Regions from separate parts of the Mus musculus genome. Here region 1 is linked to region 2. Evidence: chromatin loops called from intact Hi-C (ENCODE). Cell type or tissue: heart. All regions are shown on one strand. Each heading gives the region's core, and the rest is flanking DNA. Links, peaks and the distances in the headings are about the cores only.

Region 1 (5,370 bases), core at 316-5,315, 310 kb before region 2:
CCGCTAAACCTTGACATTACACGTCCCTCAGCTTCGGTCCCTCAGCTTCGTCCTGCTGAGTGGTCCCCATTATGTGGAGAAGCCAGAGAGGGTGTCTAGACAGCAGACGCTCATGTGATACTTCATGAGGGCTCGGATGAAGCCCAGCCTGTAGCTGTCTTTGTCACCGTGGTCTGACTTCCCTGCTGCGCACTGGCAGTTTATGAAGCAGGTGACTTGTGAGCATAGAGCATCCACAAAAGTGAGAAGGAGACAAGGAAATGTTATGTCGCTGTGTTCCGAGGCTTCCGAGAACAGCTGTTTCTGGGAGATGGCTCGGTGGGTAAAGTGTTGGCTCTGGAGGCAGGAGGACCCAGCCAGAGCCCTAAGATCTGCTTAAAAGCCAGGCAAGGCAGGGTTATGCTCTTGGCTGCTGTAATACCAGCACTGGGGAGGCAGAGACTGGACACATCACACACACACACACACACACACACACACACACACACACACACACACAACGAGCTCACTGGCCAGCCAGCCTAGGAAAATCGGTGAGCCTGCTGGTTTACTAAGAGACCCTTATCTCAAGAACCAAGGCAGAGATCAGCAGAAGAAAATGCCCAAAGTGGACTTCTGTCCTCCACACACGCAGGCACACACGCAGGCACACACGCCCCCCCCCCAACACATGTATACACTCGCACAAGCATGCAAGTGTGTTTCTGCAAGTGGGAATGTCAGAGCTATGAGCCTCCAGGGGAGGGAGGGTTGAGAACAGTTTCTTTGTATCTGGCAGTTGGGGTGTCATTGAATAACCTTGAGTCCTGGCAGCTCCAAGGGCGAGCTGGGCACGCTGGCCTGGAAGTCAATTGCAGAAGCCAGAGCAGGGAGGGGCCCATGCAGAAGGTGCTTCCGGGAGGGAGGCCTAAGATTGGTGTGGGAGTGAAGCTAGAAAGGGCAGGGTCCACCCTGAAGGCCTCAGCCCCTCACCTGCACAATCTCTCATGCCCAAACCTAGCTAGGCATTTCTAGCCAGCTCTGTCTGCAAAGATGCCCCTCCCTCTTGAAAAATGTGCACATCTCTGTCTGATAAAACCTTGTTCCCCCTGGAGGGAGAGAAAGGAGGGAGGGAGGGAGGGAGGGAGGGAGGGAGGGAGGATGGCGTCTGGAGGCAGGAAGCCAGTGTTGGAATCCAGGCCTGGCTTTGTCCCTCTCCAATGGGCAGCTAGGGGTAGGGTGTTTCATTTCTGGGTTCTGCCTTTCCTATAGAAAAAGATCATAAAAAGAACCCATCTCCTAAGGTTGTGGTGAAAGCTGAACAAGGTCCTGTGTGCAGTGGAGCCAGCACTAGGACAGAGATTGCATGTGCAGAGCCAGCACTAGGACAGAGGGCGCCCCACTGTTCTGTCCGCCTTTACACAGCACTGCCCCCTCTCATGTCTGCAACTCTATTTTCTGCTGGAAACGGTATCAGAATATATTAAGTAGAAAATTTCAGAAATAAAGAATTTGTAAATATTGAGTGATTTTTTTAACACCCCCCCCCCAGTGTATTGTTATAATTATTCTGGTTGTTTAATAGTTATTGATAATCTCTTAATTTGCTTTTCATACTAAATTCTATCATAGTTATAAATGTGCAGGAAAATAATATAATTAGGTCTTCAGATATACACTGGTCTGGAACACTCCTCTATTTGCAAAGTATGTGTTTTTATTTTTGTGTTTTGAGTCCTTCTTGGACTGTAATTTGACTCCAAGGACCAGATCTGTCCCAGGAGGCACTTGGAATTAAATGCTGAGTTCCAGAAGGGAGTGTTAAAGCCATGGCCTGTCAGGGCTGCAGGCGGCAACTCCCACTCGGAGGCTCCATTCCTTCCCACAGCCTGGACTCGCAGCTGCCTTGCTGTCTCTCTGTTGCCCCATCCCTGCATAATTCAGGCAGGCTGATAGGCCTGCTACTCAGGTGGTGCCCTCTCTGCCCCATAGCTCTTGAGAAACCTGTAGGCTCTGAGCACATTGCTAGAGGAGAGGGCGGTGCCTGGGTTATGACCTCTCTCAGAGTTGGAACAGGGTCTCCGAACATCCTCCAGGGCAGATTCCAGGTCAGCCCTGGAGGGTGTCGCATGCCTTGACAGATGGTGTCCGGCTGTAGGCTCCTGCCCCACGTCCTGGAATGAAGGCTTGGCAGCCCTGTTTTCTCCAGGGACAGTTGACACTGGGAACCCTGGACATTGTCCCTGAGCTCAGGGCATGCGTCTCGCGACCATTCGCAAACTGACCACTTGATGGCGCTGTGGCTCCACCGTGTGCCTGCTTTCTCCTCCGGGCCCCTGGCTGAGCTGCAGTGGTCATCCAGGCGCCCGACTGTGCCCTGGCTGCTGGTGGGGCGCAGCGCCTGACGCCTGCCCGTTCTGCTTGAGCACAAATGCAGAGCTCAGAGCTAGTTTCTCCTGCAGCGAAGGAAGTTTGGGGTGTTGGTATTGTGTTCTGTGCTGTGTGTTCCTGCAGCTTCCCCAGCAGCGGGTCAGACGCCCTAGTGTGCTAAAGAACGGTTTAGAGCCATCTGCATCCTGACCTGGTGGTGATCACTGTCTTTGGGGCAGAAGTGATAGCTAGTCTGAACTCTTGTCTAGAGTTTGTACTTAGGAGAGAAAGCTAGCTAAACACAGAATGGAAGAAGGGTAGGAAGAGGAGGAAGAAGAGGAAGAGGAGGAGGAGAAGGAGGAGAAGGGGGGGGCGGGGGAAGAAGAGGAGGAAGGAGGAGAGATTGGAAACTCTTTCCTAGATGAGCTTTGCAGTCATTCTGTGTCAAACCCTTCAAGGGGCGACCGAAAACAAAGAGCCTCCGTGAGTTTGCCTTAGAAATAGTTCTCTCCGAGGTCTATTCTGGTTGCACAAATGTGTACCCCTTCCACCCCTGAGCAGGGTCACTTCATTCATTCCGTTTTCAGTGCACACCCACTCACTGCGGAGCCAAGGGGTTTCCTCACAAGCTTGTTTGTAGATGTTGTTTTAAAAGCACGTCCTTCTTTGGGGTTTCTGTACGCAGAGGCAGGGGTTTGGGTCACCCGGGTCTCACTGAAGCTATGGTTTGGGGGGGGGGGAGGGGGGCGGGGGGCGTTTGGAAGAAGGTGATAAGATTGTCTCTTACAGGGAAAGCCAAATGAAGAGCTAAGCTCCTGATTGGAAGTGCTTTCCTTTTTGTAGCTCCATTTAAGACCAGGACTGTTCTCAGGAAAACAGAGTAGGTTCTGAGTTCAGGCCTCTCTTCTGGGGCTCCTCTCCCAGAAGCCCTCTGTCTCTGTGGAGGTCAGAGCCTTTCCCAGCTGCCTGGGCCAGTGACTGAGAGGCGAGTCCCAGGGGTCACTGCACCAGACCCTTGCCCCCCTGGAACAAATGCAGCCGGCTGGTGGGGGTGGGGGTGGGGGCTGGGGGCTGGGCTGCTCCTCCTAGATCTGCCTGCCCCTAGGGCCAGGCACAGTGTGGGGCCTGAGCTAGACTTGTCCAGAGGCAGGCAGGGCTAAGGGAGGTTGTGACCCCACCCCAGCTGGGGAGGGCAGTGGGAAAGGAGGAACCTGGAGAAGCTGTCCTAGCCAAGCAGGCTAACTCCCAGCTTCCCCTGGGCCAGAGGGCCCCCTGTCGCCTGGCAAAGGACAATTTGTACTTTTATTCTTACGCTATCCTAAGGCTCACTCACCTGCAAGTGTACTATCTGGTGCCTCACAGAGGCTCAGGAGTTGTGTGGCTTCTCAAAAAAGAGAAAGGAGACCACGGAAAGAGAGGCAGGAACGGAAAGGAGACCCACCATCAGTCACTGCAGCACGTGGACCCCCATGATAGCCCAGGAAAGCCCAGCGTGTCCGCTGTGTCCACACGGCCCCGAGCAGCTCTGTGCGAATGTGGCTCTTCAGCCATGCAGAGCTCTTGATTACCAAGACAGGAACTCACAGACACTCACAGTTCAGGTTTCAAGATGGAATACATCCATTTCAGTTACAGGGTGTGTGTGAAGAGCATGGAGTTGGTGGCCAGTCTCTTCCCTATATTAGAGTTCTGGAATCCATCTTGAGTTGGTTTTTGTCTACGGGACGGAGTTTCCTAAAAGACCATTGGTTACAGAAGTGCTTCCTGTGAGATAAGAGCTTTGCTTCGGTCTTGCTGTTTAGTCCTCCCAAGACCCCAGCAACTCCCTTGTGGTCACCTCTGGATGCCTGTGACACTGAGGCCCTGACCGACAGCTCTCTGCCTGATCAAGCAGATGTGACATCTGAGAGCCAGACTCGAGGCCCTGCTGCAAGGCCTCCATTGCCTTCCTCATGCTACCCTACCTCGTGTGGTCTGAGTCGGAGCCTTGTGGCTTTCTCCTCTGGTCATGGGTGGCTCTTCCCACTCAGACTCTGTGCGAGAAGCTACCCTGGAGGTTTGGACAGAGGAAGTTCAGGGGCATTCATCAAGGAAACCTCAGTTTGGGATATATGCCCTGCCAAGGTGACATGTGCTCTGTGTGTGTGTGTGTGTTCTACTGTGTCTTACCTGTGCTAGTGAATACCATTATTTTCAGGTACATGTATGTTTTGTGGGTGGTTTGCATGTGTGTGTGTGTGTGTGTGTGAGAGAGAGAGAGAGAGAGAGATAGAGAGAGATTGTCTGTATCTGTGTCTCTTTCTCTCTCTGACTCTGTGTGTGTGTGTGTGTGTGTGTGTGTGTTTACAAGCCTTATTCTGGGAATTGGAAGCTAGGAGATGTAACCAGGCAGAGGGTAGAGAACTTTTCTAGGCAGGTGGAGCTGTGGGGAGGAGAAGAGGCAGCCGCCAGGTCAGGCCAGGGCAGATGCAGGTCTTGGGTAGCTTCTGGGGCATCCCGCCTGACAGCGCTTGTCTGCTGAGGCTCCCCAGATGTCTTTCAAGAAGAAAAAGTCCTTTCATTGGAGAGGCTTCACAGGGCAATGCCTGAGGTGACACTTGGGTGTGAATGAGCTTCAGTCTGAAGTGCCATCCATCAGGGGAACACGAATGACTCAGCCCCTTCCACTTGGGAAGGGTGAAGATGGTACTGAGTGACAGCTATGGGTGGGCCATGAGAGGAAGCAGCCCCACAGCTCCACAGCCCCACAGTCTGAGGGACCGGCTTTGGAAGCTTGGTGACCACATTTGCCCTCTTCTGGGTCAGGTGTCCAAGGGGAGGGGCTTTTGGTAGACTGCTGTCAACCACAGCTGTCTGAGTCTCTCCACTGGCCGCCACTCCTGCAGGACTTGCTAACCAAGGCTGTCTCTTTTGCACTGTTTGACAAAGCACGGGAGAGAGTGGTCTATTTTATAGTTTTGATTGTGAGTCTAACCTCTAGTGGCTAAGCCATCCCTCCAGCCCTATGGTCTATTCTTAATG
Region 2 (5,370 bases), core at 163-5,162:
AGAGGAGAGACAGACAGAGAGAGAGACAGAGAGAAAGAGAAGGAGGAGGGGGAGGGGGAGGGGGAGGAGGGGAAGGAGCTACATTGAGCTAGTCACCTTGTAAAGGTACCTGCTGGTCAAGCCTGGCAACCTGAGTTTGAACTCTGAAACTCACATTAATGTGGATGGAGAGAATTTACTCCACAAAATTGTATTCTGATATCCACATGCACACCACACACCCACATCACAGTGCATGTACACACACACACACACACACACACACACACACACACACACACACACCTTCCCTAATGGAAAAAGAAAAAGAAAGGAGCTAGAGAGATGGCTCAGCAGTGAGGAGCACTGGCTGCTCTGCCAGAGGCCCAGGTTCAGTTCCCGTCGCCCACATCATCACTCATGACCACCTGTAACTCCAGCTCCATGGTATCTGACACGTTCTTCTGCCTCTCTGGACACTGTATGTATGTGGTGCACTGATATACATGCAGGCAAAACTCTTACACATGTAAAAAATAGACATAAAAAAGAAGAAAAATAAGAAATAAAAACCTGCCAGTGTCCAATGATATCAATATGATAAAACAGTAGGAAACCATTTAAAAGCAATAGCCATTTACTGATATGTAAAATTATTTCTTGTATTTTTTATGTCCAAAGTACAGAGTACTAGGTATGTTTATAATACTTTCATGTATTATTTATATGCTAATGAGAGAGAATAATTATAGATAGTGATATAGATATGTGTGTATATGCATGTGTGTATGTATGTGTGTGCATGTGTGTATCTATGTTCATGTGTTTGCATGTGTATAGGTATATGTGTGTGCCTGTATACATGTATGTATGCACGTGTGTGAATGTGTGTATGTGTGCATGTGTATACATGTGTGTATATATATGTATAGGTATGTGTACATGTGTATATGAATGTGTATACGTGTGTAGGTATGTGTGCCTATATGTATATATGTGTAGGTGTGTATGCATATGTATATAGGTATGTACATGTGTGTGATGTGTATAGGTGTTGTGTGTACTTGTATGGGTATTGTGTGCATGTGTGTCTGTGTGTGTACATATGCTACTAGCCTTAATGATAATGTGTGGTTTCATTTTTTTCCCTTTCTCTTAAGTATTTTAAACATTTTTATCATATAGTAGGCTAAATCTACAAAGTAATAAATAGAATGAATAGTAAATTAACAGTGTGCTGAAGCAAAGCTGTTTAAATATATATTAAAAAATAATAGTATCCTGTCCTTTTCAGCCCCACGGCTTTGGTTAATCTCATCACTGTGGCTGTGAGTTTCACACCCTCCCATGGCAGCAAAGCAGTCTCCATTTCTAAGTACACTTAGATTTCTTCTGCAAGGGAGGAGTACGGGATCAGCAGCCAGAGGCCCAGGCTTTGAAGCCCTCCTGCCTACTAAGACAGGCTCCTTCTCTGCAACTGAGGCAGGGATATTGGGCTGAGCAGGAGCAAGGGGTGTGGGTTGGACAGAGAGAGGAAAAACATGTGTGGTATCAGGGACTGGGACACATGGCCGTTACTGAGGACTCCCTAGGTTAACACTGTGAACCGTCTCCATGTGAAGACCTGGCGCTTTCTCAGTCTCTGCCTAGTGTGGAAGCCATCCAGGCTGCACAGGGTTGGAGCCCGGCGGAGCCTGGCTGTGCAGATGAAGGGGTGATAGTCCTCCACCGCCCCAAGCACTTCCCGTGCTTCGGAAGCATTGCTTAATTCTGGAAGTCCTGGATGCAAAGCCAGTGTCCCAGGCAAGCTTATCTGATGGTCTCACTGAGATGTCAGAGCTGCCTTGCTGTCTCTCTGACCCTCTTTAGGTTCTGAGCAGTTCCGGGGAGCAGGATCTGTTGGTGGATAATAAAGAGGGTGCATTTCTCATCATAGCCTTACCTGGAGAATGAGCTAGCATACACGCGTGCAAGAGAGAGAGAGAGAGAGAGAGAGAGAGAGAGAGAGAGAGAGAGAGAGAGAGTGTGTGTGTGCATAAACTCTCTGCTTACAAGATGGGGCCTACTCATGTATCTTAAAGTGAGTCAAGACCCAAGTCCACCTACTCAGGCCCTGAAAAGTTTGAGTGGGAAGGAAAATTCTGGGAAAGCGAAAGCTGTGTCCAGAGTCAGCTGTCAGGTTCTTATGATACCAGGCACGCAGAGGAGGGATCCATCCCTCACTTACTCCGGGCTGTTCACTGCCTGTGGCAGAAAGGACAACCTGGAGGAGATGACCTTTCTGGAGTGTTGGAGGTAAACTGTAATCCCAAAAGCCTTGGAAACACAGGGGGCATGAGAGCCCGAGACAGTTTGCTGCAAGCTTGGGTTTGGCCCGCCCGATGGAACCTGTCAACAGCTAGAATGTGTGGTCAGATGGGGCTGGAGGGCTCCTTCCTATCACCAGCGCTTGGATCTCAACCTCTTGAGTCATCTGTGATGAAACCCTTTATCAGCCTGGGAGGAGGCAGCCCCAGGGGAATACGACTCCATCGGAGGGCCTCATTTTGAGTAAGGCCACATCCGGAAGGACCAGCCAGGATGACTTAGCCTCAATCCGCACTCCAAGATAACCAAACAAGTTGCATGGCTGGAGGGACTTACCCAGTTATTCAGCTCTCCATCTGGGATCAGGGGAACAGCAGCAAAGCCAAGCTCACTTAACCCTTTGAGTACCAGGCGGTGGCCATCCTGAGCTTCACCCTCCTCCTCTCCCTCCTCCTCTCTGAGCCTCCACCGCACTCTTTAGAAATGAATGCCCACTTAAGGATGAGGCATTTGGCTTCTGTAAGAGATTAGAAAGTTGCTTCTAAGACTGGGAAGGCTGATAGCCCAGTGGGGGCATTGGAGCTTTCTCAGAGATGTTCTAGAAAAAGAAACATTTGCTGTCCTGACAGGGACAGGGTGCTGGGGAGACAGGAGGAAGGGAGAAGGCACTGTGCCTTGTGTCGCCAAAGGCTTCAAGGCCGCTCTGACTTGCATGGGGGAGAGGCTGGCCTCTCGAGCCAGCTCGTGAGTGACAGGGAGGTGTTAGCCGCCCCAGATGGTTATCCCATGATTGGAATGATGAGGGAGGCTGGAATTTTGACTATAGCCTTGAAAGACTATTTTAGTCCACTGTGGGCCTGGGGTGGGACTAATGTAGGAGGCTAATAGAAGAATGAAGAGCCTGTTGTATGTATCCACTGGGTGTACAGTGATACTTAAACAGCAAAGGAGAAAAGATATGCCCAGTAGTGATAATGCTCCTGGGCTTGCTTTCTGTCTTCTTAACCACACTCCTTACTCAAATGTTTCTAGAAGTTTCCCCCAAAGGTCCAATAGCATGAGGGCTTCGAGAAGAGGCCCCTAGAAAATGAGGTATTGAGCTGAGGGGAGATCAGCACAGGGACCTGAGGAGAGGGGTTGTGGCCCCTCTCAGGACTGGCATGCCAATGCAGTGAGACTCTTCACTTGTGGACAACATCAGGGAGGGCTACCCATTTGGATTCACTACCAAGATTTCCCATGGGCTCCTAGGAACCTGTCACTAACTGAAGAAGTATTTTCCACAGAAGTCTCATTCCTCAGAACGGGATTCAAGAGACATAGCTCTGCTGGTGGGGTATGGGTACAGATCAGAGAGTTGATCCCCAGTACCCTATATGTAGCAGGCATGGTAGCCCATGTCTGTAGTACCAGCCCCAAGGAAGCAGAGGCAGGGGACTCAGGATTCAATTCAAGGTTCAAAGTCAGCCTGGGGTACATGAGATTCATTCTTAGAAAACGAAAGAAGAAACAGAAAGAGGACTCTCTGGTTTAAAGCATGCAGTGCTCTTATAGAAAACCCAGTTTGGTTCCGGGCATCCCTACCAAGTGGCTCACAGCAATATATAATTCCAGCTTCAAGGGAACCCAGTGCCTCTAGGCTCCATGGGCACATGTATTCAAGTGCACGTACCCATACACTTATGAATAATTTAAAATGAATCTTTTTAAAGAGAGAGAGAGAGAGTCAATGCGGAGTTCATGAAAGTAACCCAGTTGGCATTTTTTCCTCTCAAAAAATCTAAGTTGTTTCCCTTTGAGTGTTCAGTGTGTTCTTCTTCAGTGACCACTTTATTAGTGAACCAGAGAAATAGCCAGAGTTGGTCCTCGCATCAGACTTTTGCATCTTGTTCTTCCTTCAAAGCCGTCATGGTGAAGTCTGTTTGGCGATTTTGAGCTATCAATGGTTTCACCACTGAGGTGGTAATGTGCTGGACTTGATGGCCCAGGTGTGTAATTCCAGCTACTCCCAAGGCTGAGGCCGGAAAATCACAAACTCAGGTCAGGGATACAGAGTGAATTCAAGGCCAGCCTGAGCAGTTTAGTGATACCCTGTCTCAAAAAGAACACTCAAACGCTCAGTGGTAGAACTCTTGCCTAGCTAGCGTGTGGGAGGCCCTAGGTTCAATCCCCAGGACTGCAAGTAAACAAAAGAGGTGATGTGCTGTGTGCTGGCCAGACTGTTCTAGCCTTGGGTCAGTGATAGAAGCCAGGCCAGCCAAGAAGGTCTGCTGGGTTCTTTAAGTGGCCGCCCTATTATTGCTTGATATTTGGGAAGTTGGGCCTATGGCTGCATAGGGTCAACCTATGTGGGACACTGAGGTGGGTGGGTTTTGTGCTCTGAGAACATGGAGTAGAATCTAAAGAAGTACATGGCCTAAGTGTTACAGCCCCTTCCCCATAGTTACAAGGAGTGACGAATCATGGGAGATGGTTCCTAAGTTGCCTTTGGTACTTTGAACTAAGCAAAGATGTGACACAGGTGATGATAGGACACTGGGGGGCCTAAGCTGGATATAAGTTTCTGTGAAAGCCCAGAATGTGAGCTTTGTGACATCTCCTGTTGTTTTCTCTTTCTTTCTTTGTATGTGTGTCTCTCTGTCTCTCAGTTTTCACATGAGCTAAGGGGGATAGAGGAGGGAGAAAGGGAGAGAGACAGAGACAGAGACAGAGACAGAGACAGAGACAGAGACAGAGAGACAGAGAGAGCTGACCCGGAGTTCTGAAGGGCAATGACAGTGGGGAAGGAGAAGAATGTAGAGACACTGCATGACACATCCCCATGGTCAGCTCTCCTTGCCCCACCTAGAGAATCAGCATCCAATTTTGAAGCCCTCGGGACTCTTGCATTTTGTATGAATAAGGAAAGCCGTTTCCTTAACATTCTTTCAAAAATAAATAAATAACAGACTGATGTATCATTTTACAGATGTTGCTCTTGATGAACAAACAGAGGTTTTGAGCTCTGGCTTTTTTTGTCTTCTTTAATAATATTTGTGTTAATTCTCTGAGATTTTCATTTGATGACTTTTGATAATATTCAGC

Evidence for each region. A loop is a pair of places that touch in the nucleus more often than their neighbours do. Peaks named below come from ENCODE experiments on the same cell type or tissue, not always from the same donor. Only the 100,000 strongest peaks of a DNase experiment are listed, where the experiment ranks them.
Region 1: it touches region 2 in a loop (2.4-fold over the local background); 2 of 42 quality-filtered maps call a loop at or near these places.

Annotation. Positions count from the first base shown.
Region 1 is chr11:113,162,207-113,167,576 of GRCm38, reverse strand. The region is part of intron 1 of 2610035D17Rik (RIKEN cDNA 2610035D17 gene); the gene reads left to right. The region is part of intron 1 of LOC115487747 (a long non-coding RNA gene); the gene reads left to right. Among named protein-coding and RNA genes, the nearest start is that of Gm39467, 31 kb to the right of the region's middle. In heart, for the core only: no CTCF peak of the experiment used is centred there; a DNase peak (open chromatin) is centred at 2,206; H3K4me3 peaks cover 1,021 bases; H3K27ac peaks cover 2,567 bases; H3K27me3 peaks cover 1,038 bases.
Region 2 is chr11:112,847,834-112,853,203 of GRCm38, reverse strand. No RefSeq gene overlaps it. Among named protein-coding and RNA genes, the nearest start is that of Gm46301, 10 kb to the left of the region's middle. In heart, for the core only: no CTCF peak of the experiment used is centred there; DNase peaks (open chromatin) are centred at 1,683 and 2,503.